2 separate regions of the Homo sapiens genome follow, and region 2 is linked to region 1. The links are chromatin contacts, found by Hi-C or POLR2A ChIA-PET in ENCODE. All regions are on one chromosome and are shown on one strand. Each heading gives the region's core, a stretch centred on a gene start or an enhancer-like site at or near the end of the contact. The rest is flanking DNA. Distances are from core to core; before and after follow the strand shown. Region 1 holds the start of LRRC75A (leucine rich repeat containing 75A). Region 2 has its middle 20 kb from the start of ZNF287.

Region 1 (2,700 bases), core at 117-2,616:
GTTGAGCTCAATCTCTCTCTCCCTGCAACTGCAAAATCTCATAGCAGAGGTCCCTACACCTATGGTAATGGTCCTGAATAAAGTCTTCCTTACGATGCTTTAACTCATGTCATTAAATAATTTTTTCCTTTAGCAGTGTCCACCGAGTTTACTCTCCCAATTCTTGGCAGTGTTATTATCCTAGCCTGACAGGAAGAATCAGGACTCAAGAAGCTGAAGACTCGCCTGATACTCAGTGCTCACTAAGTAGTGGGGCTCAGCTCCCTGTGATTTGGGATCCAGCCTCCTGCCCCTACAGCCCACGTGCCCTTACACCCTCAAGCAACACCCAGAGCTGGGGTCAGAGGCGAGCTTGCACAATTGCTTCTGCCCTGCGCTGGGACCAGGGCGGCCTGTGGTCTGCAACAGAGAAGCTCCCCCACCTGCCTTCGCCTTCACTCTGGCAAGCCCTGGCAACACCATGAGATCCCAGGGCTCTGGTCCCTTACAGACTGGGCCTGGCAGAGGCACGGGGAGGAAGGTGGGCCAGCAGGGTGTACCGCTGGGCCTACTCGCAGACGTGCGTTTGCTTTGTTGTACCAGGACTACCCCAGGGACCCTTCTCCAGGGCTGTGAGAGTGAGAACAAGAGAACACAGGAGTTCACACCTCTCCGGTCCAGATGCTTTGAGAGCATGATGGAAGCAACAGGCCCTCTCCATAGAAGGGCACGCACACAACCCATAAGCTCGCACAGTTTCCAGGTTTACGCACCAACCACACCACTACAGCGCCCTGCAAGCAGGCCAGGTCTCAAAGGAGCGTGCATGGGAATCACCCAACATGCTGGCTAAAAAGGCGGATCCCAGGCCCCACCGAGGAGATTATCATTCAGTAGGTCTCGGTGGAGGCCTTAGAGCCTGCGTTTTTAACCAGCGCCTCCGACGATTTGGGCGCTGAGGCTCAGCGGAACCCACCTTGAGAAACCCGACTCTGGGCCTAAGAGAGCCCCCCAACACACACACCCCCATGCTCCAAACTTTCCCCATCTCGCCCGACGCACCGGGCGCGCGGTGGTGGAAGCGTCGGGGAGCCCGGTGGGGACCGAGAGCGACGGCCCATGGGGCCTGCCTGTTCCCCTCGCCCCCGCGCCACGGCCCCGGGAAGCGCAGCACTGCCGCCCGCAGGAGGCGCGACTGCCGAGAGGACGCAGGCAGGGGGCGCCTGGTGGTGGTCCCCAGCCCGGAGCCGCGGGGCGGGAAGGAGCGGGAGCCCGAGAAGAGGGAGGCGCGCGACGCCGCGGAGCTCCGGCGCGGAGGCGGGGGGCGGGGCGGGCCGAGCCGGGCCGGGGCGGGGCCGGCGGGCGGGCCGGCGGCGAGCGCCCGGGGAGCGCGCCCGGGTAGCCAAGAGGGAGGAGCGCGGGGAGCGCCGACAGCCGCCCGCCCGCCCGCCCCCGCGACGCCCGCGCGCAACAGTTCCCCCAAAGTTGCAGCCCGGGAGGCGAGCGCGCACGGGCGGCCGAGGGGCGGGCGGTTGGCGGGGACGCGGCCTCGCGGCCCAGAGCGGAGAGTCCCGGCGGGCGGCGGCGGCATGGGCACCCGGCAGACCAAGGGCAGCCTGGCGGAGAGAGCCAGCCCCGGCGCCGCGCCGGGCCCCCGACGCGAACGGCCGGACTTCTGGGCGTCGCTGCTGCTGCGCGCCGGGGACAAGGCGGGGCGCGCGGGCGCGGGGATGCCCCCCTACCACCGGCGAGTCGGCATGGTCCAGGAGCTGCTGCGGATGGTGCGCCAGGGCCGGCGGGAGGAGGCGGGGACGCTGCTGCAGCACCTGCGCCAGGTGAGCGCGGGGAGGGGGCGCGGGGGGCGCGCCGGGCCAGGGGGCGTGCTGGGCCGGGGGGGGCGCCCCATCCCTAACCGAGGAAGCCGGGGGCACCGAGGGGCACCGCCCAGGGGCCCCTTCCGCGGGGATGGAGCCCTGTCTGGCAGCAGGTGCCTCGGCGCTTCCGCTGAATGTGGGGCCTCAGGGCAGGGCGGAGGAAGGCTGGCCGGGTGAGGCCCGCCGAAGGGGACCTGTTGGCATAATGTCCCCACTGCTCTCCTCCGCAGGCAGAGAAGGAGGCTGGTCTCCGGGGACAGTCGGTGGGCGGGGAAGCAGGGATGCCTGCCTGATCTGGGCCAGGGCTCTTTTCTTCCTGTCTGCCCACTGGCAGTCACTCCCGGCCGAGGGTCCTCAAGGAATGCGGTTATCAGTTGGACCTGGCTTGGCTTCCCGAGAGCGAGTCCAGGGGCACAGCCCTGGGGCCAATGAGATTCCAGTCCCTAGGTCCTTCACTCGCCTGGGAGGCATCCTGGATTGTAGTTCAAGGAGGAGACTGTTTCCTCTCCCCTGACTAACTTCAGCAGATCCTCAACCATGAGCCCCTGCGGAAAGCGGTAGAGACAGGGGAGCTGGATTTGGTGCCCTGTGTGACCACCTGGCCAGCAGCAACTTCAGGAGACTGCCAGGACTCTGTCCTTAGCCTGTGCCTGTCCCACTGGCTAGGGACAGATGTTGCGGAATTGGCCAGTTCCCTCTGCTTTGGGGCTGCCCTGAGGCTAATGCTATCACTCACCTCTCTGTGGCTTGTTTTCCTTTGTCAGTTTCTTTGGTGGGGAGAGGAGCATGGCCCATGCCATGGATTTTGTTGAGTATAAGACAGGCAGGGGAGTGCAAAGCTGCTCTC
Region 2 (2,700 bases), core at 1-2,500, 97 kb before region 1:
CTTTTCAAAGGACCAACTTTGGGTTTTGTTGATTTTTTCCCTATTTTTCTATCCTCTATTTTGTTTAACTATGCTCTAATCTTTATTATTTCCTTCTGTCTTAGTCCATTTGTGCTTCTACAACAAAATACCACAGGCCACATAATTTATTTTTCAAAAATCAGAAATTTATTTTCTTACAGTTCTGGAGGCTGGGAAGTCCAAGATCAAGGTGCCAGCATCTTGTGAGGGCCTTCTTGCTATGTTATCCCATGGGAGAAAGCAGAAGGGCCAAGAAAAGGGAAGAGAGAGCAAGAGAGTGCTGAACTTGTCCTTTTGAAAGGAACACACTCCCTTAATAATGGCATTAATCCACTCATGAGGACAGAGTCCTCATGGCCTAATCACCTCTTAAAAGTCTTACCTCTTACCCCTGTTACATTGGAGATTAAGTTTCCAACACATGGACATTGGAGGACACATTTAAACTATAGCATCTTCCTTCTCCTAACTTTGGGTTTTGTTTTCTCTTCTTTATCCAGCTCCTTAAGGTGTAAAGTTAGGTTATTTATCTGATATCTTTGTTTTTTAAAGGTAAATGTTTACTCGTAAAATTTTCCCTTTGAAACTGCTTTCACTGATTGTCATAGTTTTGGTATGTTGTGCTTCATTTTCATTTGTCTCATCGTATTTTCCAATTTCCCATGTTATTTTTTCTTTGACCATTGGTTGTTTAAGAGTGTGTTGTTTAATTCTCACGTATTTGTGAATGTTCCAGTTTTCCTTCTGTTAATGTTTCCTTATATTGTGGTTATAGAAAATATTGTATTACTTCAGTCTTTTAAAATTGATTGAGACTAGCTTTGTGACCTAATTTGTGGTCTAATCTGGAGACTGTTCCATGCGTGTTAGAGAATACTAGAGGATATTCTGAAGCTGTTGGGTGGAGTGTAACGGCTTTGAATAATCTGAAGTTCAGTAGTTAAAGAGGATGGCCAGGGCCAGGCATAGTGGCTCACGCCTGTAATTCCAGCACTTTGGGAGGCCGAGGCGGGTGGATCACCTGAGGTCAGGACTTCCAAACCAGCCTGGCCAACATGGCGAAACCGCGTCTCTACTGAAAATACCAAAAAGCAATAGAGGATGGCCGGAGGGAGCCCAAGTCCCTAAAACGCAAAGCTCCCTGCACTGCACCTAGAGGGCCGCAAGAGGGCGCGCGAACCCGCCCTGGCTGACTTGCCGGCGCGCATGCGTGTTCCGCCTGCGGACTGCCTTGTCTGCAGTGAGGCAGAGCGCTGCGTTCCTTGAGGACCCCGGGGAGGCGCGGTCGCGGCTTCGTGACAACCTGGGGCCGAGTCCTCCGTGAGGAAACAGCCTGTGCGGGCCCTGACGGCTGTGGAGGGAGCTGTTCCCCGGCTTCTCCAGGGACATTTTTCGGGGCTTTCTGCATGGTGCCTGGGTTTCTGCCTCACTCGCGCGCGGTGCCCCGCAGGGCCTCTGGCCAGTTCCCTCTCGCAGGGAGCGGCGGAACTCCCGGTGTCCTGGCGCGAGGTGGCGGCTTCTGGGAGAAGTCCCCAGACCCTCCGAGGAGGAGGAATCGCTGACGGCGGGAAGGGGGTGGGCGGAATCCCAGGCCGCTCCGTCCCTGTGAGCCCGGCGGGACCGGGAGACCGGCGCTCCCCTCCCGTGGACCGGCCTCTGTGAAGCCTTTAAGGTTCGTTTTTGCTACAACGTGAAAGTAGTTTAAAAACATAAGAAACTGTAAAGTGAGTGTATTAAAACTCGCATCATTCCTGGCCAACATGATGAAACCCCGTCTCTACTATAAATTCAAAAATAAGCCGGGCGTGGTGGCGCACGCCTGTAGTCCCAGCTACAGGGGAGGCTGAGGCACAATTGCTTGAACCCAGGAGGTGGAGGTAGCAGTGAGCCAAGATCACACCACTGCACTCCAGCCTGAGCGACAGAGGGAGACTCTGTCTCCAAAAGAAAAAGAAATCTGAGCGTAGATGCAAACTGAGACACTGAGACTTCCTCCTTGTAGTAGTCAGGACCAGGCGATTGAAGTAATTCTGTCCTGTGGGGTTCGGCATCATGCACGTTTCCCCTGGGCCGTCCTCTGATGCAGGGCACTTGCTCCACACTCTGGGAACCCAGATTCACCAGTCTGCCCTGTCACATAGTTGAAGGAGTTGCATTTATCTTTCTGGCTCCCAATTCCTTTAAAATTACATTTGTTGCAGAACCTCCACAAGGCGAAATGAAATAAAATTACATTTGTGACCATCAGAGAACTGAAGGAACTATTAACTGGCCGTCCTGGTTTTGCTGAGATCAGGCTGTTGACAGCTCCTGGTTGGCCCACAGCTACCTATGTCAGTTATCTCCATTAACATTTCCAAGAATCTTTGTAGGACAATTTCTCCACCTGCAAGTTCTTTCAAGTAGAACCCTTCTTTCCTTTAAGGCAATTAGCCCATTGCCAAAAGGTTTTACTGTCTTAAAGCTGGAACTGTCTTTCTGAGATCTAATTCCAGGGACTTCTCCACAGCTAAGTGAGGTGCCTCACACCAGTATTAGGTGATTCTTTGTGTGGACAGAACAGAGCATTTTCATCTTGTGTTTAAAGCAATTTCTTGGCTTCGGCTCCTCACCACTTTCTATACCAGTCTCCCATTCACGTCCCTAGTAATGCCTATGCAAAAAAAAAAAGAAAAAAGA

What was found. A loop is a pair of places that touch in the nucleus more often than their neighbours do. ChIA-PET counts read pairs that join two places held with the same protein, here RNA polymerase II (POLR2A). Pooled maps may share reads with other maps.
Region 2: a loop to region 1 is called in a map with no recorded cell type, with 12 times the contacts of the local background. The contact joins the enhancer-like site here to the promoter of LRRC75A in region 1. A Hi-C loop is called at or near these places in 1 of 37 single-sample maps with no recorded cell type and 6 of 50 pooled maps. POLR2A ChIA-PET finds 5 or more read pairs at or near these places in 3 of 52 experiments (A673, PC-9 and activated CD4-positive, alpha-beta T cell).

The regions. Positions count from the first base shown.
Region 1 is chr17:16,490,859-16,493,558 of GRCh38, reverse strand. LRRC75A (leucine rich repeat containing 75A) reads left to right here and starts at 1,366. Exons shown (of 4, transcript NM_001113567.3): 1 at 1,366-1,814. The coding sequence starts at 1,569. All of the region lies in intron 2 of LOC124903936 (a long non-coding RNA gene), which reads right to left. RefSeq lists silencers at 1,114-1,453, 1,544-1,593, 1,704-1,763.
Region 2 is chr17:16,588,006-16,590,705 of GRCh38, reverse strand. No RefSeq gene overlaps it. Among named protein-coding and RNA genes, the nearest start is that of ZNF287, 20 kb to the right of the region's middle. RefSeq lists an enhancer at 1,497-1,566. Within about 2 kb of position 1,250, at least 18 of the 41 ENCODE cell types and tissues checked have a DNase peak (open chromatin) inside an H3K27ac peak, as active enhancers do.